4 separate regions of the Homo sapiens genome follow, and all the other regions are linked to region 1. The links are chromatin loops, found by intact Hi-C in ENCODE. Cell type or tissue: heart right ventricle. All regions are shown on one strand. Links, peaks and the distances in the headings refer to the core of each region. The heading gives the core; the rest is flanking DNA.

Region 1 (5,737 bases), core at 993-4,992:
AAAAACTACAACTGCTTGCAAAAAACATGCAGTTTATATAACATTTCCGCTTAGCACCCTCCCCCTAACAGCTTCTACCTGGCAACCTTCATTCAACCCAATATTCAGGGCCTCAATCTCCTGTACAATTGTGTTCTACAGGATAGGCCAGGGGCTCAGATGATACTCATAGACAAGGGATGGATTTATGGTTGGCCACTCCCAGATTCTCTAGCTCTGAACTCTGAATACACACATTCAGTGCATCTGCCATATAGGGTCATTCTCAGAGTATGCTTAAGTTATTGCTATCAGGTGTGTTTACCATACAAATACTTGTGCTAGATGTTGGGAATACATATAGGGAGGAACTTAATATAAGCTCTAGTTTCACAGAGCTTAGACTTTTACAGAAAGTTAGTACATGGCAGAATCTATTGAGCAGTATAATGGGGGTCAAGGACAATGGGATTTTATTCTGTTTGAAAATATAGGGGAAGACTTCATGCAAAATAGGCCTGTATGTTAGCATTAGTCTCCATGACTTGGTCTGCAATACATTTAGCCACCAGGTTATGTCTCTCTGACTCTTCTGTAGTACTTAACTTTCTCCACCCCACTTTTGTTACCTGGAGAATAAGGGATTTCCTATCCTGAATTATAGAAAAGAATTCTATGCCCTTATGAATCAAAGTGAGTTTAAGGCTATTGTTATTAGTCCCTGAAATAGCTGTATCTTAGGCTGAATCTCTCTATAAAGAACTTAGAAAACTTCTAGACACTTGGTAGGCACTTGCTAAATACTTCTAATTGACACCAATGTCTTCAGATGTCTCTTTTTTACTTCACGTAGCTCTTTTGAAAACAGCTGTAGATATCCCTTTTTTCTATGACCATGCCATTCATGGGCAGTATATGGGAGAGGAAGAGTTTACTTTAGAACTGCAAGTCAAGTTTAAAATTATCTAGTCCAACAATAGTAAGTAGTTTTAATCTCGAAGAAAAGCTCTATTTGGTTGATATTGGTTGTCTCCAATGCAGTGTTGAGAAGGATTCTAAGTGTTGTTCAGTGGGAAAGAATGTTGCCATCTAACAGCAATATGTGCTATGGGAACAGACTGCTTGGCTTCATTTGTGCTGCACATTTGCCTGCCCTGAGGTATTTCAACTGTTATATTTGACAGAAAAGCAAACTAAAAACCAGAGAAGAAAAATGACTTTCCCAAGATCACAGAATGGGTTAGCGAGAAAAGCAGGACCAAGACCTAGGTCTCCTGATTCAAATACAGTGCTTTTCCCATAATCCCATTCAGCTCCCAGAAGCACCAGGGAGATTCTATTCAGTGATGCGCAGAAAATGGAAGCAACTGGCCTACTGTATACTAAAACAGCTCAGCTCCAGGTGGGAAACTTAGTGACCCTATGGAATCTCCTTCAGCCTAAGGCATTTCAGAATTCCACCAAGCTCATAGAATCCCAAAGGCTGAGTTTAGATGGTCTTAGAGATTATCCAGAGTAACCCACTCAGCCCATAGAATCCCAGAGGCTGTTTAGATGGTCTTAGAGATTACCCAGAGCAACCACTCACCAGTACAAAGTCTTGTCTACAGGTTTTCTGATAGCCCTCAACATTTTCATGTAGGCAATATTTACATGTGTTAGGCTCTCCCCTCCCTTCCCTTCTCTACTTCTCCCTTGTCTCCTGGGGTTCCCCTCACAGGCCTCCAGGTGTTCATATCCTCATGATGCTCTGGATCCAATTAGACCTGCCACCCAGGCTTAATCTTGCCCCAAGTTGTTCCATGTGTCAGTTTCTAAACCACCATCCCAGTGGCATGTGCTAGGAGAGCAATCTGAAAAATAACCTTGCATGGCTGCCCTGGGCTCTGCTTGCCTGGGCTTCTTTATTTCCTCCACTTCTGAATGCATTGGTTCCCTCCTTTCTCTTCCCTGCACCCCCAAGAAGCCCCTGACAGTGATGTGAGGTGAGAAGGATGAGTGAGGTTAATCTGAAATTCATTTTCAGGATGGATTTGAAGAGAAAGACCAATATCAAGGATAAATCCCCAGAAAATGAACAAGTTTAGAGAGTCAAGGAAGGTCCCTGGGTTGGGCAGAGGGGAAAAGAGTTGCTTTTAGATGCAAGACATGCTAGCATAGGCACTACACAGGAAAATAGAGATTGGAGGTAAATGGCATATGTGTGAAAATGAGAGAGCTAGGACTAGAAGTCTTTGTGCTTTCTCTTAAACCACTAGGACCTAACCCACTGCATTAAAAGGAGGAGTGAGAACAAGTGAGGGGGCCACACAGACCCTCTCCTCTGGTTACTATGAACTGGGCTCACCTCCCGCAGTTGGTGATTTCACCTTCAAAGTGAATAGCAGCATGGCATTGTGGAAAGCACCCTCCCTGGACCAGTCTGGGAATCCATGAACAAATTCTCTTGCTGTAAAATGAAAAGGTCAGAACTTTGCTCCCTAAAGAGCTTCCTGGCTCTAAGATTTTCTTTGTTTCTCAGTAGGAATAAGCCCACCCACCTCATAAGGGAAATATTTCTCAATTTCTTAGGGCTGCAGGGGACACCCCTGAGTCACCCCCAACCTGCCTTAGCCTGAATCTGAGTAAAGGAAGGGATTTATGATCTAATGTTAGGCACTGCTGCCCTCTGCTGGATGGTATGTAGCCAACTACCCCCGCCCCCAACCAAAAGGTATTCAGTGCCTCTCCCCCCGACAACCCCCAGCTGTCCAGGGGCTGCCCTCGCATTGCCCCCACAGTGGTGACCTGTCTTGCATCTCATGTTGCAAGTGGAAAGCCACAAAAAAACTGAGGACCCAGGAGGGTATGTGTATGTGTGATTGTTGTGGGGAGATGGGAAGTGAGTGTAAATCCAAATAGCCAATTGCTGTCAATTATGTGAAAGTTCCTCTATGACTTCAGTGAGACCTTAACCAAGGTCCCACTCAGCTGCAAACCATACACAGCTTTCCAGCATGATGGCACCTTCAAGTAAAGATGAACAGGGAGCTTTTAAGCTTCTCCTGCCTTTTATCATCGATGAGCTAAAACGCAGAAACAAAATGGGATAGTTGGATGTCGGGAGAACATCAGGATATTGTAATTGTCCTCCTCAGAGATGAAAAGGGAAGCTGAAAAACATCTGCACACTGAAATCTGCTCCAATGCACTAAGTGGGCCAAGAAAACCTGCAACCGCGAAGTGGGGCTGATTTACTGCTCTAATCACCAGCATCCAATCCGAAGCCAGACATTATCTTAAAGTACACACCACTTCCAGGTGGCGTGCAGCAAATGTTTGATTAGCACTACCAAATTCCCTGCAGGTTGATAACGCTTTCGAGTGTGCAGGAATCACAGGACCCCACACTAAGGGAGTTGGGCTGCTGCAAGCTCCACAGCAAGGTGTTTCCCTCTGGGTCAAAATCTTCCTAAGAAACACATCTCAGCCCTTCTTCCCAGGGTCTGAGACACGGGATTCAAATCAGCAGAAAGTAGAACTGAGCAGAGGAGAGAGGAGATGGATTTAGTAAGTGAGGAGAAACCAGGTTGTTTCTAGAGAGGATTGAAAACACAATAGAGGGAGAGTAGGAGATTAGTAAGACCCGTATAATATTCAATATATGTCAGGTGCTGAATATTTTATATCTCATTAATTCTCCCATTATAGTACATGGTTGCCACCACTATCTTCCTATTCTGCAAATGAAAGAACTGAGGTGTAAGTGACTTGCTCAAGATGTCTCAGCTATAAAATTATTATTGTATTATTTAAATTGGACTGACATTGATTAGGACTGACTTGAAAACCTTCAAAGTACACGGTTTGAAAGAATAGGGGATCAGATGAGGCAATACAGATGTTAGGGTATTCCAGGGGTTATATAGAAAAGTAAGAGAAAGAACCTAAGTCAGTTGATAGCATCAGAAAAGATGGAAATAAAGTGGGCTTGAAGCAGCTGAAGCTTTCACTGAGCCCCCACCATGTCCCCAGGGTAGGGTTAAGGACTGTGGGTGTGGGTGAAGCAGAAAACACAATGACTGCCCACAGGAGCTTAGGGTCTATTTGAAGGTTGTTTGGGCCAGAAATAAGAGATGCTGTGGGGTTCAGAGACGAGGGCTATGTTTGACGAACAAGGATGATTCAAATCAGCAGAGAGAAGAGCATAAGCCAAGTTATGGAGGTGAAAGTGATGGTGGTGAGTTATTCTGGGGTAAGTGAGGAGTCCCAGATGAGAAGCTACATCTGTCTAGCTGGAGTTGGTTCAAAAATTGCACCTGGAATCTACTTCTGGCTGGCTTTAAAACCCAAACTGAAGGGTCAAATGTCTCATGGAAATTTCATTTCTAAAACCCATAGATAGGGAAGGCCAGGCCAGTACAAGAACTCAGTTTTTGTGGCTTTTTGGGAGCTGGAACTCTGATTTCTGCAGTATCTTCTAGAACTCAAAGACCGCAGGAGGGTCTTGCAAAACCAAAGCCAGCCATAAGCTTGTAGTCTGAAGGCACACGGCGCCCCCTAATGGACCCAAGCATTCCCTCTGTACCTGGATTCTCTCTGTTCTCCACTATGGCTACCTGGCTGGGTACCATCCCGAAAAGATTTGCTTCCTGCCCCATGGCTGTGGGCAGACCAGCATTAGCAGATTAACTGAGTCCTGCTAACACATAGCGCAGACTCCTCCTCCACTCAACAGCTGCTAAGTTCCCTGCTTTCAGAATTAGAAGAACATCATGGTTGAGAGCATAGACTTTGGGGCCAGGCCGGAATTTGAGCCTCTGCAGTAGTGCCAACTGGCTGTGGGACCTCAAACTGTTGATTAACCTCCAAAAGACTCAGTTTCCTCAACTGTAGAATTGAGATGCTGATAGTATCTACCTCCCAGGGCTGTTGTGAAGATGATGTTGATGATTTGTGTAAACCACTTAGCACATAACCAGGCACATGGTGAGCACAGGCAGTAAATGGCAGCTTGTTATTATTAGAATAATTGTGATTCAGTCTGAATTACTCACTATGACACTCTGTGAATATTAACTTTATCTCCCTCTAGACCTTGGCTTAAACTGTTTCTGGAGTATTCTTTTCTGAGTTACTCTTTTTCTCTAAACTGGGCTCAGCCCAGTTGCTACTACTTCCATTGGGCCCTCACAGATATTCTACTCATTGTGGAAATCTCTCTCCATAAGAATTTTGCTGTATCTCCCTTACAACTTCTGTATGTTACAACCATGTATGGCCATCTCTTTTTTCTGTCTTAAAAGGGTATGCTACTTATATCAGTCAAAATAGGCAAGGTTCTGCTACAGCGTCAAGCAACCCCGTATTTCAAAGTATTAAACCCATAGCTTGCCACAACTCCTCAGCCAGAATTAATTCTATGCCCTGCCCCCCAAACAAGGAGGCAGAAAATGTAACCCTCCCACATCACCATGTCACTCCCACAAGTAAGGAGAAACAGATATTTATGAGAATGACTGATGGTTACCACACCCTGGAAAGCAAGGGCAGTCTCTAATTCTAAGTCTCCCTAGCAGTGTGCTTCATAGGCAGTAAATGCACACTATAAATCTTTGGTGAATAACTGATAGGATATATTAGTTCACAATTATGTTATCTCTCTCAATCAATATCATATTTTGAAATACATATCCAGATCAAAAATTTCTTAATGACTGCTAGTAGAAATTTCAGGTATCCTCAGGGCAAGTCAGAAGGGATGGCTTTGGGGACAGGG
Region 2 (5,737 bases), core at 951-4,950, 1.6 Mb before region 1:
TAAAATATGAAGTATCAGAATAGTCAAAATGGTATGAGATGAATTAGTACAGGTAATTTCTAAAAACAAATATTTGAGCTGTATTTCAAAGGGCGTTCAAGATTTCGATTTAGAGTATTACATGTATATGCATTTCACACCAATGGAAGAAAAGAAGAAACCATGATTAGCAAATTCTGTGCCCAAATCAATAGAAACTATTTAATAATTATCACCCTAACAGCAAACCAAACAACTCAACTTATACTGAATGACTTTAGTGATTCTTTATATTATTATATAAAATCTTTAAAGTTTACGGAGTAGAATCACATAGGCCTAAGTTCGAATCATGGCTATTCTAACATTTAATGTGTTAAGTAGCTAAAACTATTTGACCTCCTTTATAGTATGTGAATAATTTTACCTACCTATCAAAATAATTTGGTGATAGAAAGATAAAATTGTCTAAGGTATAAGTAAATATTTAAGTATAAAAAAATGTGAGCTTGCTGTCTATAGACACAACCATGTGTAAATCTGTGTGCCTGTGTCTTTATATGCATGTGTGTGCACACAAAGACATTAAATCACATAAATATTTATTACTGGACTGTAGTGTATGTGAAATACTGAGCATAGGGCCTGTCATTATGGCTCTATGCTATCATCTGAATATATGTAATACTATTGTCTGTTGGAAATAGGGATAAGACTTTTTGTTCCTTTTATATAAAGTGCTTACAATGCCAGACTGAAATTTAATTGAATTTTGCAAACTTCCAACTTTTTGAACATGTGCCATCATTAGATAATACTAGACACATGGTATATTAACTAATGTTCTAATTTGCCTCATGGCAAGTGCCTTCTCTGAGCTCAAAGTCTATATTTTTATTTTAAAATATTTTATATCACGTGACATATACCCTAGTTGCTCTCATTTTCCACTGACTTATTTCCCGTGAGTTTTCTTCTTAACAAAATTAAAATGTCTATGTCATTTAACTAAGCGCTTTGTAGGGCAAACGACTTGTTTATGTATGCCCTGCTTACAGACATATAGAAGACTTTATAAAAGTGACATTTCTATAAGATTGAATGGATTAATGACTATAACATAAAAGTGAGGGTGCTTGGTCTTGGTTCAAAAGAAGATCTTGTGCAGATTTCAGTCACCTCCCTTTTGTCATATCACCACAGACTTCTAGGAGTCTAAGATATCTTGCTAAAAATTGGTGGAATTTGAAAGTTTTGTGCCATTGAAAGAGAGGTGGAGTACACTGGGTGAATTGGATGGGGCTGTACATGTCTAGGTGTATTAGGGTTCTCAAAAGGGATAGAACTAATAGGATATAAGTATAAATGACAGGGAGAGTTGACTTAAGTTTATTAGGAGAATTGACTCACCTATCACGAGGTGAAGTCCCACAGTAGGTCATCCACAAGCTGAGGAACTAGGAAGCCAGCCCCCAAACTTCAAAAGTAGGGAAGCCAACAGTGCAGCCTTCAGTCTGTGGTAGTAGGCCCGAGAGTCCCTGGCAAATCACTGGTGTAAGTCCAAGAAACCAAAAGCTGGAGAACTTGGAGTCTGAAGTTTGAGGGCAGGAAGCATCCTGCACAGGAGAAAGATGAAGGCCAGAAGACTCAGCAAGTCTGCTCTTTCCAACTTCTTCTGCCTGCTTTATTCTAGCTGCACTGGCAGCTGATTAGACAGTGCCCACACAGACTGAGGGTGAACCTGCCCCTCCCAGTCCACTGACTCAGATGGAAATCTCCTTTGGCAGCACCCTCACAGACACACCCAGGAACAATATTTTGCATTCTTCAATCCAATCAAGTTGACACTCAATATTAACCATCACACTAGGGTTACAGACTGCCATCACTTCTCCAGGATAGCCAATTGGACTTGACCAATTCAAATAAGAAATACAAACCCTGTCTCAAATAGCTTATTAACTTTAGAAGTATATTCATTGATATTTATAAAGATGAGAAATTATTTCAGATGTGAGATTGAGACTCAGTGCTAAAGGTGATCAGAGATGAGGAGGATTAATTCAGACTCAGTACCAACACAATTGAATTAGACATAAAAAAGTGATTAGAATTCTGAGGCATAGGCCGGGCGCGGTGGCTCACGCCTGTAATCCCAGCACTTTGGGAGGCCGAGGCGGGCGGATCACGAGGTCAGGAGATCGAGACCATCCTGGCTAACACAGTGAAACCCCGTCTCTACTAAAAAACACAAAAAAATTAGCTGGGCGTGGTGGCGGGCGCCTGTAGTCCCAGCTACGCGGGAGGCTGAGGCAGGAGAATGGCGTGAACCCGGGAGGCGGAGCTTGTAGTGAGCCGAGATCGCGCCACTGCACTCCAGCCTGGGCGACAGAGCGAGACTCCGTCTCAAAAAAAAAAAAAAAAAAAAAGAATTCTGAGGCATATTTCCAAGGATATTTACTGGTAAAGTTAGGGCTGTAGAATATAGTATATAAAAGAAATGACATTTTAAAAAGTCAGTGATATAAGAAAACATAATTTTTTGTTGATTTTTCAATATTAGTTGGAGTAGAAACTTTATTTGGTCAGGGGAGTACAAAATGTATGGTTGGAAAGGTGCTGTGCTGGAGGAATACTTTGATGCATTTTGAATGACACACTGAGTTTTATTACCTAATTTTACATTCATTCAATATATAGATTTTAAGTGTTTACTCTGTGCCAGGCAATCTACTCAGGACATTTTGGTAAATAATTTGGGTTCATTTATATACACAAATTACTTGCTTAAAAATAACAAAGAAAGTTTTTGTTTGATTGTGCATTTATTTTTTAATTAATCCATGTTTAGTTGAGAAGCTAAGTAGAGGTTTCCTCATAATACAAAATTGAGCAGAATAATTTGGGGCACTCATAAAAGGCAGTAGGTGGCCATCCATGTCTGTTCATTCCCTGCTTCAAAGCCTGAATAAACAGCAGAGTCATAGTCTACAGGTCTTTCCTGTTCTTCATGTGACATATTTCTCCTTTGCTATAAAGGTTAAAAGGGCTGTATCAAGGCAAGATTCTCTGAAACATTTTAAAAGGCATTTGGTGTCTACTGAGAACTTGTCAAAAAATTGAAAAAGAAATCATATCTAAGTATCAGAGCTCTGGAAAACCCATGCACTACCATATCTACACTGAAACTACCTCTAGAAACTGCCATTGTAACTCCACACTTGATGGCAGTATTCTGCAGCAAATCTGGGGGAAATGCTCAGACAACCGCTCAGCCTGGATTCAGATTTATTGGGAAGCCTGGATCCATTTGTGCACATTATTCTTATTGAGAGTCGTCAATGCTTTATCAAACTCTAGGCATGTCTTTTAAATGACCATGAAAGTAAAAAGACAGTGAAAAGTGGGAGCCAAGCCTTAATGCAGTTGTAATAATTTTCATCCCTAAATCTGAGATCCCAAATTATCAAACCACAGAAAGAACACAGTTAGCATGCAGGATACAAAGAAATGATGGTGATGGCAGAATCTCCCTTTGGCTCTTGGGTCACTGTTCTTGTTTATGTTCCTTAGCTAAACTGGCAGAAGGAGGGCAAGGAATGAGAGATTACGGATTACTTTGGATTATCTTTCCATCTTTGTAAATATGTCATTGTAGAAATACAAATCTTTTAGGATACCAGGGTTTGCAAGGAGAAAAATATAATTTGATGATAGAAAGATAAAATTGTATAAGGTATATTCAAATATTTAAGTATAAATAAATGTGAGCTTGCTGTCTATAGACATAGCCATGTGTAAATCTGTGTGTCTGTGTCTGTGTATGCATGTGTACATGCACAAAGACATTAATTTAACTCACCCGGATATTTATTTCTGGATATAATTGCTGGAACTATATCACACAAGCTTCTAAATTTCTATCCCAAATGCTGTTCAGGAATTTAGATAATTAAATATATGTAGTATATTCTGCATCAGAGAAGCAGAATCAATGGCACACTTTCTAGTTTAAAACTTGTACCTATTCATAGTTTTGGCATTTGTTAGTTTCAGAAGAAATTGTCGCTTATCAAATTGATTCAGTGTTTCACTCGGATGTATAAAGTCTTTAAATTTGGCTGCTATTATTAGACAAACCATAGTCTCAGCTAGGCACTGTTTCTGAGGTACAAAAAAGACTACAAAGAAGTCCATGCAAGACAAAGTAACATGCTGACTTCCCAAAGAAGTTGTATGTATCAAATTAACTTGATACATATAACTCTCAGTCTTTTTAGGAACTATAGTCATGTAGCAATAATGGGATTGGCCCCTTTACACCAGCCATCTTTGATTTCTTCTGGAGATGCTCTCAATCGTCAGCTAATCATCTGGTTCTTGTAGTCCACTGTTCTCACAGGAAACCAGATGAAAGCATATGGAGCAAAAGGATAACTACTCCTGAGCCTAGAATTTAAAAAATAGTAACACTGATGGCTAACATCTGGGTAAGAACTTGTATGTTCCAAAGCATATTTACTAGTCTCTGTCTCTCTCTCTTTTTCTTGCAATAGCTTTGTAGAAAAAAAAAAATAGCTGTCTTTATTATAATTGTTGATGGGTAAATGAAAATATAAGGAACTAATTACTTTGCCTTGTTGATGGGAAATGAAAATATAAATAAATAATTAATTTGCTTAAACAAAGATTGAGAAACTAGTAAAAGCGAAGGTCAGAATTTTAATGTCAGTGTCCTGATATTTTGAGCAGTATTCTTTAAACATCACAGTCATGATCTGGCCGAATGCGTAGAAATTCAACATATCCACCAAACGCAGAAACACATCATAAAATGTATGAATCTATATCTACAAAAAAAGTGTCCCCTTATAATGGCAGTGTATGGGCCAAGGGAAAGATTCCCTCTGCCCTCTGAAGAGTCCCTGAAAATGAACTGACAATAGACAAATTAATTAGAGAAGAGGCATACAGATTTATTTAATCTGCACAGCATGGGGGAATTACAAGATTACCTATTAACTCAATGGACTACAGATGCATATATACCCTTATTCATGGTGGAGGAGATGGAAAATTTAGACAATCCTTTTGAGGGGGTGGTAGATGATTATGAGGGAGAATGAATGAACTTGGAGATCAAAATTATATGGTTATGGAATTTAAATGATCCCAAGAGGCAGACATTATCTTGTGAAAAACTTCATCCAGATGTGGTTTCATTCTTTAGTCTTCTTTTCCATGATAGATAATGAAATATCAGGAAGGAGAGGGAAGGTAATTTTGTTCTCTTTGGTGGGTCCAGTCTTAAGGTAGATAAGGGAATAGCAGAGAAGAGCCTTTTCCAAAATCTGCTGACTTTCAAGAGCCTGTAATTTAAAATAATTAGCATACCAGGGTGCCATATTTTGGGATAAAATTCTCTGGAATTCTTCAGCAGTATTCCTAGGGCTGGTTTGACTTAATTTCACTTACATCTAGCTTGATTTCAGAGCCTAGTGTCTATTAAAAAAATGGATCCACAAGTCATAAAACTGCCTGCAAAGTTTGTATGGTCCTATTTTAAATACATCAAATCAGACAAAATTAAAGAAAATTTATAGTTCTTATTTATATCTGTGATGTTCCACATGACAATATCATTCCAGGATATACTTTTATCTGAAATATCCTATTCAACTGTAGACACGGAGAAGCAGAAGACTTTACTTGTGCACTAAATATAACTAAATTACTATCTAGCAGTTTATAGCACTGA
Region 3 (5,737 bases), core at 1,168-5,167, 110 kb before region 1:
AGACACAGAAAGAGAAACATCACATGTTCTCACTTATTTGTGGGATCTAAAATTCAAATCAATTGATTTTTAGTAGTAGTACCCTTCTAGTTTCGTGGACATAGAAAGTAAAATGATGATTACCAGAGGCTGGGAAGGGTAATGGGAGGTTGAGGGGTAGATGAGGATGGTTAATGGGTACAAAAAATAGAATGAATGAATAAGACCTACTATTTGGAAGCACAATAGGGTGACTTTAGTCAATAATAACTTAGTTGTATATTTTAAAGTAACTTAAAGAATATAATTGGGTTGTTTGTAAATCAAAGGATAAATGCTTGAGGGGATGGATACCCCATTCTCCTTGTTGTGCTTATTTCACATTGCATGCCTGTATCAAAATATCTCATGTACCCCACAAATATATGCACCTACTGTGCACACACAAAAATTTTTTTAAAATAAAAGCTACCTAAGCCAGCAACTGAATCCCTTATAGGGAGCCTAGTCATTAAGTAAACCCTACACTGCTATATCCATCAGGAATCGTGCAATTGCAAATATCGGAATAATGGACTTGACTGACTTAAACTAAAGCATGATTTTTTTTCACTCATCTATCTGAAATGTCTAAGAGTTTCAAGCTCAGATGGATCGAGGTGTCCCGATATCATCAGATCGGGGTTTTTGCTCTATTACTCGACTCTCGCTTTGCTATGTACTGGTTTTATTTTCAGTGGTTTTATCCATTGAAGAAGTAAAATGACCATCCAACAGTTCCAAGATTACATCCTCATAGCTGTAAGCTCAGCAGTAAAGAGAGAATAATTTTCTCAAAATAGTCCCAGAAGTCTTGTAACTGCCTTGTTGGCTCTGATTGGGTCACATTCTCATCCCTGAACCATTCACTGTAGACAGGAAAATGGGATGCTATGATTGGTTAGGCTTGAGTTATCTTCTCTGGAGGTAAAATCAAGATAACGTTCAAACCATAGAGCCTTTAAATGGGTAGGTAAGAATTTCCCAGGAGAAAAGCGTTGTCCTACAGATGAAGAGGGAACAGGTAGTGTGCAATACAACCATCAAATACTTCTACACTCTAGACTTGACTTTTTTCTGATAATGTGTGTGTATTTGTGGAAAGGAGTGGCCAAGAGGAGAAGGAGGAAGCACAAACAGGTGAGCAGAGTAATTGGGTGTGCAAATGAAGTCCAATAGTCTTTTTAAAAAAGCATTAACCAGGAGCTAGGAGGCAAGATGTAGGCCAACAGCTTGAAAAACAAGCTGAATCCAATGTGTTAGCACAGATTGTACTTTGGGTGACACAAAATTCTCTTCTCGTTTGGAAATTAAAGCTTAACTGTGACATCTGCAAGGCATTTTTTCTTCTCTGGACTCTGTGTGAGCATCTATAGAACAGTATTGAAGGGTGAAGAAAATTTAGATCAACTGAATACTAAGATTCCATTATGCTGTAAATGTGTTATATTTAACATTTAATGCATTTTATTTAATTTGAGTTTTAATTCTAAGACAGAACTAATGAGAATTAGGTGCAAGAAAAAATGCAATACAATGCACACTGCTTCCTCATATCTTTGATTCCATCTATGTGATAACAGGCTTACCAGGAATCCCTTGTATTGGTGATAGCACAACCTAACTTGACCAACAATGACACCCACAACTCTGAGATCTTCTGTTAGTGTGTGGGGGTAGGGGAGGCCAAAGTACATGAATCAGCTGTGATTTGGCTGGGTTCTCTCACCCATGTTGACTTTTCCTGGGTCAATTCATGCAAGATGTGTGTTGTTCTTGTTAACGAGGCTAAACATCTGGCTGAATGAGAAAATTTTAGTCTGCTACTTGCTTAAATAGCAAAATCTAAACAATCTACTAAGCTGAAGGGTTTTTTTCTTCTACTTTATTTTTGGAAGTCTTTGGGGTTAAATGATGCCTTGACCATTGTTTGCCAAGGCCAAGACTCAGCTATAGATCTTTTTTTAATCTTTCCTTATAGTTGTAGTCCAAGCTTTCACAAGGTCCAGGTTTTCCAAATCTCTGATTACTCCACGGTTATGGATGCAACATCTTGTTACGCTGCCTTTGTTCTTTGAGTTACTCACAGGGTAGGAAATCCAAGCTCTAACAAATTCTTACTTTCTCAAGGCAGGATACTGCCAGTCAACAGATGTCTGGGTTGGGACTACCACAACCCAAGATTTACAGCAATATCCTCAGATCCAAATATATAATTAATTCTGTGGTAGTAGTTTGGGCCTTGCCCAAGGGAGTCTGGCCCACTTAATTCTCTGTGACTTCCTTGATAACTCAATTCATTTGTCCTCTTGAACATCATTTGCTCCTTATTGAACACATCCAAGTCTCCCTAGAGAACGTGATTTTTGGTGTGTGTTTCTCAAGCAGAGCTCTTCCAGAACAGTTTTTCTAGACTTGATTCCCTGTTTTGATAGATGCATTTGAAGGTCTCTTCCAGGGAGAAGCTGTAGAGATGCGTTGACTGAATTATCTTTCTTAAGATTTATCCTTAGTTATGATTTTTCCTTTTTCCAATTTATGATTATATTTCTCTGTAATACTTTATTTAAATCAAAACATTATAGAACATAGAGCTTGGAAAGGGGTTGGGGGTGGAGGCAAGTAAAGCACTGTTTTTCACATTTCAGGGAACATGTGGTAGTTTCACATTTGCAGTGACCTTATTATTCGACAAAAATGAGTAATAATGAAAAAGTATGTGCAAAGAATAAAAAGATGGAACAAATACTTCAAAATTTTCTTACAGGGTTTTGAAAAACTATATCTCCACTACATTGGAAAAAGTGTCATATTTGTTCAATTCATGTAAGACCAATGGTTGTATTCATCTCTCACAAAGAAAATATATAAGATAAACTCAATAAGTACTGAACGAATTGTTGACTAAAGATGATGGAGTAGTTTTGCAAACCAGTGTTACTCACCTTCCTCTTTTCCATACACTGCTCCTCTCTGTCCTGCAACAATGAGATGGTGCAAAGACAGCAGGGTATAAAAGAAAGTGCATAGGATTTGGAAGGAAGATAGCGGTTTCCTCTTTTTAAGTCGGGGATGAAGGTACCCATATGCCAGAGCTATTGTGATCAATGAATTAGACAGTATATGTAAAGAACTTAAAATTGTGCATGCTTATTTAAGGTGCTCCAAAAAAGTGACTTCCCCTGAAAGTACTATGCCTGCAGTTCTGTTCTCTACCACTAGGTGGAAGTAGTCTCATTAAAGAGAGTAATAGATTTCATCTCTTTTTTTACTAATAAAGTGATCAGTTGTTTACTATTTGGAGATCAAAATCCCTGTCTTCACTGAGCTTACATTTCAATGAGGGAGATAGATAACTTTTTTAAAAAATAAATCAATGCAAAATATGCAGGTCATTGAGAAATGCTAAGAAGAAAAAGCAGGTTAAAACAGAGAATTAAAGAATAAAGGTGCTGTTTTTGACTATATGGTCAGGAAAACCTGTTTGCGAAGATGGCATTTGAGCAGAGATCTAAGTCAAAAGACGAAATGAGCCATGACAGATAACTGAGGGAAAAGTGCTGCAGACAGCTGCAACAGCAAGTGCAAAGGCCCTGAGGCTGGCTGCTTGTGGGCAGTGGGTTTCAATAGAAGTGTGTGAGGCAGAGAGTATAGGTAAATGTAGTCTGTGGGGTACCTGGGGCAGATCATCTAGAGCCCTGTAGGTTGTGGTAAGAAAATATTTCACAGGCGGCATATTTCATTTATTTATTCCTTTAGCAAGTTCACTCATGTGTGAATCAGATGCTATGCTAATAGGGACCCAATAGAAATACAGAATTTTCAGTGCAGGTGCCTGGTTACTATAACAGAGGTGTGTACAAAGTGTAAAGGGGACATAGAAGAGGCTTTGAAATCTAAGGAAGTCAAGAAAGACTTAGAATATCAGCTTTGAGAAGTGAATGTTGAATAGGAGTTTTCTAAGCCAACAAAGAGGTAGAAAGCAAGGAAGGTAGGATAAAACTACAGATAATAGCAGTCAGAAATTGGAGAGTGTGGTGTGTTCAGGAACATCATTGATATCTGATAGAAAAAGCCTGCAATACTGCATGTGATTTAATTTTTTTAAGTTATATTGAACAAAAATTTATTAGACATTACCTATGTTAACATTGAGTTAGAATACAATTTGGAACAAGCTTAAAGTAAATTGTATTCCTAAGCACAGATTGGTGACATAGAAATAACTGAATTATCATCAAGTACTCCTAAGTTACATTTTATTTTATTGGTCTGCAACCTCCAATGCAAAACTGAATTACTGTACCGGTGCCCAGGACAAGCTACACCGTAAAGGTTGATGTTTAGACCCGACTTTCCACTGTAGCCCTGGCTGCTTCGACCAGTGATACCACTTTGCTTTAATTGCTTGTCTTCTCTGGTAGACTTAAAACCAATCTCTCTTTATTGATGTTAATAATAGTGATCCTGGGCCTTTGGCCTTTATCTTCTTTATTCTCTCCTATTAGTTAAAATTGTCCTGAAAACAGAGAATAATACGAATGTACCATTTTCCTTAGCCTGTCATGGGAGCCAATCAGTCATCTCAGGAAGAAACACTTCTTAGCTGACTTTCCCAGAAGATTGACACTTAGCACTTGAATTTCCTTGGCGGATAAGAAATAAATAACCTACATATAGCATCTTATGGTTTCCAGTTCTGCTACATATTAGCTGTATGACCTCGGACAAGTAACCATATTTTATGAATTTAAAAATCCAAAGATTGTCAGATGCATCCTTAATTCAGACACATTAAAATATAAAAAGAAAAAAAGCCCAACACATTATAAGATGCCACAACTTTATAATGCATATCTATTCCAGAATGTTAAAATGTGAAACTATATTTGTTTAAAATCTGAAAAATACATAGTAGTTAGTTTTTCTTTTTTTCTTTTTTTTAGAAACAGGGTATTGAAGGCTGAAGCGCAGTGGTGCGATCATAGCTCACTGCATCCACCAACTCCTGGGCTCAAGCGATCCTCCTACCTCAGCCTCCTGAGTAGCTGGTACTATAGGCATATGCCACCACACCCAGCTAATATTTTAATTTTTTGTAGAGACAGGGTCTTGCCATGTTGCTCAGGCTGGTCTTAAACTCCTGGACTCAAGCAATCCACCCACCTTGGCCTCCCAAAGTGTTGGGCTTACAGGCATGAGCCACCGTGACCGGCCTACCTAGTTTGTCTAAGCCTCAGTTTCTACCTTATAAAGTTGTTTTGAAGATAAATGAGAAAACATATGTAACACAGGATATGATATACAAGAAGCACACAAAAATGTGCAGAGAACAAAAAGTTTCTGTACTTTATTTTCTGTTCTAAAGGGGTTTCCTTTTTCCTACCTTCTGAACACATTTAACATTTATATGAACAGTCTCACATTGTGGATTTCTCCCAGTAAGTACACGCTGCTTTTACTCCACCTCCCCCTCCATGCCAGACTGACTCCTTATAACTGAACTCATGCAGGAGGACTTTACCTATGAGGTCAAACTCATGTATAGTTAGGGCGTTCCCCAAACACTCCTAAATTCTGTAATAAACATTGTGACTCTGAGGTTTAGTGAACATATGGTATTGACAAAGAGCTATTTCCAGGAGCTTTCCATTGTAACTCACAGCCCTTGAGATGAATCAATGACTTCCTCATAGAGGGTGGGGTTTTCTGATATTTA
Region 4 (5,737 bases), core at 1,093-5,092, 1.3 Mb before region 1:
GCGGTGGCTCACGCCTGTAATCCCAGCACTTTGGGAGGCCTAGGTGGGCGGATCACGAGGTCAGGAGATCAAGACCATCCTGGCTAACATGGTGAAACCCCGTCTCCACTAAAAATATAAAAAATTAGCCGGGCCTGGTGGCGGGCGCCTGCAGTCCCAGATACTCGGGAGGCCGAGGCAGGAGAATGGCGTGAACCCAGGAGATGGAGCTTGCATTGAGCCAAGATCACGCCACCACACTCCAGCCTGGGTGGCAGAGCGAGACTCTGTCTCAAAAGAAAAAAAAAAAATTAGCTAAAATCATTGGTGACCAAAATAGGTGCCCCAGAGCCCACCCACTAAAGTCCACAGATGCACGCAAACCTCCTTTTAAAGTTTAGGACTCATTATTTCAAAAGCAGTTCTAACAAGGTTATGACTTGTTTCTCTGACCTTCAGAAGATTAGAAGTGGCTAATCAAACAGAAAAGAAAGACTGAATGGACATATACACAAATAAGAAATGTGGGGAAATGAAAAACCAGTAGCAACGTGGATGTCAATAAAATTATAAAAAAGCCTGTATGCAATAGCAACAAACAGACAAACACAAATAACCAGTATCAGTCAGCAGATTTTCAGCATGAGGCCAACAGTACTTCATAGCTTAGGATCCTGCAAAGTAGATGAAAGGAAGCACACATAATAGACACCAGTTTACTAGTATTGGGTCACTATGTATTTTTCACATGTGTATTTCATTTATTCTTCACAAAGACCCTGCTGAAGCAACTCATTCTAGTTAACAAATGAGGAGATGAAGGCTCCAAGTAATTAAGAAACATATTCAACATGAATCATGAATATGAAGTTCAAGATGTTAAATTAATTTAAATATCTAATTTTGATTGCATCTTTGACTTTCAGAACTGCTTAGGAACCACTCCATTGAGGGGTTACATTATTATAAATCTGTAAATGGCATCCAAGAGTTTCCTAACGCTCTAATCTTATTAGAGGTAAGATACACCTAATTTAGAAAACAGTTAATATTGCCAAATTAAAAAGCATAAAGAAACCAGGAACTTTCATGAAGACCAGGATGTCAAACTGGTGCTGTGTCCTGCTCAAGGATAGAAAATCCTATATGATTTCACTCTCAGATGCTGAAGCCTTGATAGAACCCTGAGTGAAAGTTTAATATTCAATCAGCATGAGTTAGAAATAGCTGATTAATTTACATTCTATTTTGTTTGTTTGTTTAATAGTCCCCATATCCAGTCACTTAAACTAATGAAAAATAATCACAGTAGATTCTTCTCTTCTTGTTTTATTTTTAAAATTTCCTTCTTCTTTTCTTTAAATGGTCCTCAATTGCTCCTCCTTCTCCTTTTACATAAAGGGATCATGATGAAAATCTCTTTCCATGCCCCACCCACTAGAGTAGTCATAGGCAGATAATTTCCTGCCCCAGTGACTTTTCCATGCAAGCATACATCTGAGTGAGAAAGTCACAGGATAAGGAAATCCTCCACATATCTCATATGGATGATTTAAAAAAAAACTCTTAAATAGTCTCTCTGCACCCGTTCCTTTAAAAAACTAACCAAAAATAATTTGACTTAGTGATTTACTTGACATGAAATAGCTCCTTTTATATAATTTGATTGTTAATGGTCTAATTTTATTACACATTGAAATTCAAGCTAACTTTACTCTGGGTCTTTATTTTTATCTTGCATTTACTTTATTTCTGAATATTTTGCAAGGGTACTTGGACAAGTTTGTACTTCATGTGTGTGCCCTAAAAGCTCCTAGAAGGAGGCAGGAGTTGCCTGTCTTATTCATGCATTTGTCTTTACAGTTAAGCCCAAGGGATATGGAGGTTAGAGTGATTGCTGTGTATAAGGTTAAGACTTTGGACAACTTAGTTGACATTTACAAGCCTCAGTCTTTTTACTTATGGAAAGAAACTTAAAGATTAACTTTCCATAAGTAAAAATGTAAATTAATGTCTTTAATTAAGTTCTTTAATGCCAAATTGTCTGTGGCAGGAAAATTTGACATTAAAGAATTTAATAATAATACATACCTCCCAGGTTTACCATGAGGTTACATGGCATAAATTATTTGAAACAGATACTAAGTGCTCAATAAAATATTATTATCAATTTTATCATAATTTTATTATCTATCACAGTGCCTAAAATAATGAAGGACTCAAAAATATATTGATAATGATAAAGTCCAACCAGAGACTCAAATTCCACTCCTGAACCCTATTTTATTAACTGGTAACACTCACAGTCTCAGTTCTCCCAGAAAATGCCACATTTGCTTTTTAGTTCTGTGTGATCTAGTTGGCTCTCTATTAGAAAAATGATGACATAATTAAATTCATGTCATGCTTCCTCATTTTACTGTTCTGTCTTCTGCCCCTTTTCCTACTCTCTCAACTGCCGTATGTCCTCTTAGAATAAGGTGACTTACCAAAGGACCTCGCAGAAGTGGTCCTCCCATATGTCTAGTGTGAATAAAAAAAAAAAGTTCCTTTTATGATAAAAAAACATGCACTTAATTTTAAACTCTTCCATAAACTAGCACTGTAACTTTAGATAAGATGAATAGCCTATCTGTGCCTTATTTTATGTAACCGCAAAATGGGGTGACAATCCCTGCTTTCCTCACCACAAAAGCCTGTAAAGATGGAAGGCAATACACATTTTTCTGTGTGTGAACATACAGTTACCATCCACAATGACATCTTAGTGTTAGGCATGCTATTTTACTTCATAGTCCAGATTATACCATTGTCAGTATCCTGCTTTCAAAATGACCCAGTCTATGTGCATTTTTTTCCAGTCTCTGGCTTAATCATTTTAATCTACTCCATCAACTATCTTAAGGTGTTATTAGTGTTATTAGGTACTTACTTGGTATTAGATATTAATGCAACCCTGTGAAATATTTGGATTTTGACAGAAGGTTTCTAGATACAAAGTGTAATTACCATGAATTGATCCAGTGAAAATAATAGTTTTCCCTGAGCTCAAATTGGAAAATCTTGGGAAATATATCTGACACAAGTTGGACTTTTGGTTTCATAGTGTAGTTTTTATTTTCAGTCTCCTATAAAGGAGGATGACCTTTTGATTGGGTATAAGACCTATACCATTCTCCCTCTCATTAAACCTTACATCCCATTCCTATCAACCAGGAATAAAAGCAGCTTTGGATTTCATGGTTGTCTATTGCATGATAGATAGATTAAGAGGTACACTGAATCAGGAAACAGTGGGGGGATGGAGCTGACTTCAAGTCAGATTTAGATGCAAAAATTAAAAAGAAAATTAAATAGGTTAGCAGTTTAGTGCATGACATCTTACGAAAAATGTTGATTGAAATGTGTCTTAGGTCTAGCCTCCTCAGCCACTAGGGGTCAGAATTACACAGGACACTCACAGAACACGGACCACTGGTGGGCCAGAAAGGAGGGACCAGAAATTTGGAAATGGTTTTGAGTATTGTGTGCATAAAGTACACAGAAAAAGCATTTGCCATATGCCTGCCAGGTCTAATTATATGTTAAAGGGTAAGAAGATACAATTGGCACATGGACTTGCTCCAGCCTATTTTTCCAGTCTCATTTTTCTCTATTCCCTCGTAAGATACCACTTGGAACTAGATTCGAAAGAGGCTCCCCCCAACTCTAGGGGTCAGATTTCTGACAGCCACCATGGCAAGACAATTTGACATTAAAGAATTTAAAGTCTTCTGGGGAAAATAGGATTAAGAGAGACAATATGTATGGTTAACCTACGGAAAACCTTTGTAAATAAATCAATCTTCCCAACAGCAAAATAATAAAACAGCTTAGTAATACATAAAAATATATATAAAGTAAGAAAAGGTCAACAATTTTAAATATCTTTTACAAAGAATAGTGGGTGGAGTACTATACATTTCCAACTATTATATCTTGATGCATTAGAAGCTTTTTATGATTTCCCTACAATTTGAAAAAGGTCCATATAACTTTTTGTACTTATTGAAGATAAACACTTACTGATGAAGATATGAGGCATGTTTGTTTGCCTTATCCTCAGCAGCTTTTTGTTTTATGACTGGAGAGTAATTCACTCTTGTCCCTCAAGTTCTCAGTGAGTCCTAACTTCAGCCCTGCAAGGCTCCCTCTATTATTTCCTTTGATTTGGTTCAATTATTTCTCTTCTCACAAAAACTAGTCACAGAGAACTCGTCTAAGAACTAAATTTATTTTTCTCATCTTCCTTCAGCTTTGGCAAAGCTTTTGTAAAAGTTTTATTTTTGACGTTTGCTTTATCTTCCTTCCCTATTAACCACAACTAGTTTCCTTTTTCTCTAACTCTACTCAAATAAATCAATTTTTGTGCATACTGGAATGGAAAATTTTACAGTTACTAAAAAGTTATTCAGAAAGAAATTTACATATGCAGTTTCATGGAACTTGTGGACCTGTGGTTGGAACTGAATATTTATCTATGACTATATAAATGATACATACATATAATGTTTCTTATTTCCAATTGTTATATATGATCATTCTTGCTAATCCAAACTAGTTAATATGGACTGTAAACATTGATTACATTGATTGAAAGTATTTGCATTCACCTTGGACAAAAGTTAAGAATCACAGAACCAATCAACACAAAGAACCTACATTTTTACAGATATGCAAGCTGTGTGGTCAGTGAAATAAGCACAGACAGGTAGAGAGATGGGGGAGCAGGTAGATAGCTTGTGGTTAAAGACTGACTCTGCTAATTATTGCTGGGAACATGAAAGCCTTCTTCTATTCAGTTATTTAATGTATAATAAACCCTGACTTAAAGTATTAATACTTCTGTGGAGATTAAATAAGTTTCTGTTTAAGTGAACTTAAATGAAAAGAAACCTCTCAAGATTTAAAGGCTATTTAGGTGGGGAAGAGGAGTTTCCATAGTCTTCACTGGGAGGCAAGTTTGTGGAGACAGTTATAGAATAATTGTATGTTTGAACCATGGATTTTGGTTTTTAAAATGTATGTTTCCCAGAGTTTTAATAGACATTTGTAGAAAACTGAATGAAAAACCTGAACTATTTTCATGGATACATGGCCATTTATGAAGAATATTCATGGATCAGAGCCCCAAATATGAATTACTGGAGGCTTGGAGAGTATTTCCCAAACTGCTGTAGTAATAATAGTGCTTCATGCACTCTGTGGGGGAAAAGGGGTTTTATTCATTTGGATACATGAAGGAGGGAAAGAGGTCAAAATTAAATTAGATTGTTTTCTCACATTGACATAAGAGCCATCCCAAGTAGATTATGAATGTGTATATATTTAAAACTCTAAAGTTATGAGAATAAAAAATTAGAATTTTTTTATAATCTTGCAAAACAAAGGTTTTTCTAAAACACGAAATCAGAAGCCATAAAAAGTAAAAATAGGCTGGACACGGTGGTGCACGCCTGTAATCCCAGCACTTTGGGAGGCCGATGGGGGTGGATCACCTGAGGTCAGGAGTTTGCGACCAGCCTGACTAAAATGGTGAAACCGCATCTCTACTAAATACAAAAAACTTAGCCAGCCATGGTGGCACATGCCTGTAATTCCAGCTACTTGGGAGGCTGAGGCAGGAGAATTGCTTGAACTCGGGAGGTGGAGGTTACAGTGACCCGAGATCGCACCATTGCACTCCAGCCTGGGCAACAAGAGCGAAACTCCATCTGCA

Evidence for each region. A loop is a pair of places that touch in the nucleus more often than their neighbours do. Peaks named below come from ENCODE experiments on the same cell type or tissue, not always from the same donor. Only the 100,000 strongest peaks of a DNase experiment are listed, where the experiment ranks them.
Region 2: a loop joins it to region 1, with 4 times the contacts of the local background. A loop is called at or near these places in 6 of 110 quality-filtered maps.
Region 3: it touches region 1 in a loop (9-fold over the local background); 37 of 110 quality-filtered maps call a loop at or near these places.
Region 4: it touches region 1 in a loop (2.8-fold over the local background); 19 of 110 quality-filtered maps call a loop at or near these places.

Annotation. Positions count from the first base shown.
Region 1 is chr18:45,381,951-45,387,687 of GRCh38, forward strand. The region is part of intron 8 of SLC14A2-AS1 (SLC14A2 antisense RNA 1); the gene reads right to left. It also overlaps a transcript of SLC14A2 not described here. Among named protein-coding and RNA genes, the nearest start is that of SLC14A2-AS1, 120 kb to the right of the region's middle. RefSeq lists a silencer at 2,555-2,604. In heart right ventricle, for the core only: CTCF peaks have their summits at 2,642 (motif pointing left), 2,844 and 4,517 (motif pointing left); DNase peaks (open chromatin) are centred at 2,661 and 4,555; H3K27ac peaks cover 1,606 bases; H3K27me3 peaks cover 390 bases.
Region 2 is chr18:43,786,193-43,791,929 of GRCh38, forward strand. No RefSeq gene overlaps it. Among named protein-coding and RNA genes, the nearest start is that of SYT4, 510 kb to the left of the region's middle. In heart right ventricle, for the core only: a CTCF peak has its summit at 3,192; no DNase peak of the experiment used is centred there.
Region 3 is chr18:45,272,474-45,278,210 of GRCh38, forward strand. It overlaps a transcript of SLC14A2 not described here. Among named protein-coding and RNA genes, the nearest start is that of SLC14A2-AS1, 230 kb to the right of the region's middle. In heart right ventricle, for the core only: a CTCF peak has its summit at 3,242 (motif pointing right); no DNase peak of the experiment used is centred there.
Region 4 is chr18:44,127,133-44,132,869 of GRCh38, forward strand. No RefSeq gene overlaps it. Among named protein-coding and RNA genes, the nearest start is that of LINC01478, 400 kb to the right of the region's middle. In heart right ventricle, for the core only: a CTCF peak has its summit at 3,413 (motif pointing right); no DNase peak of the experiment used is centred there.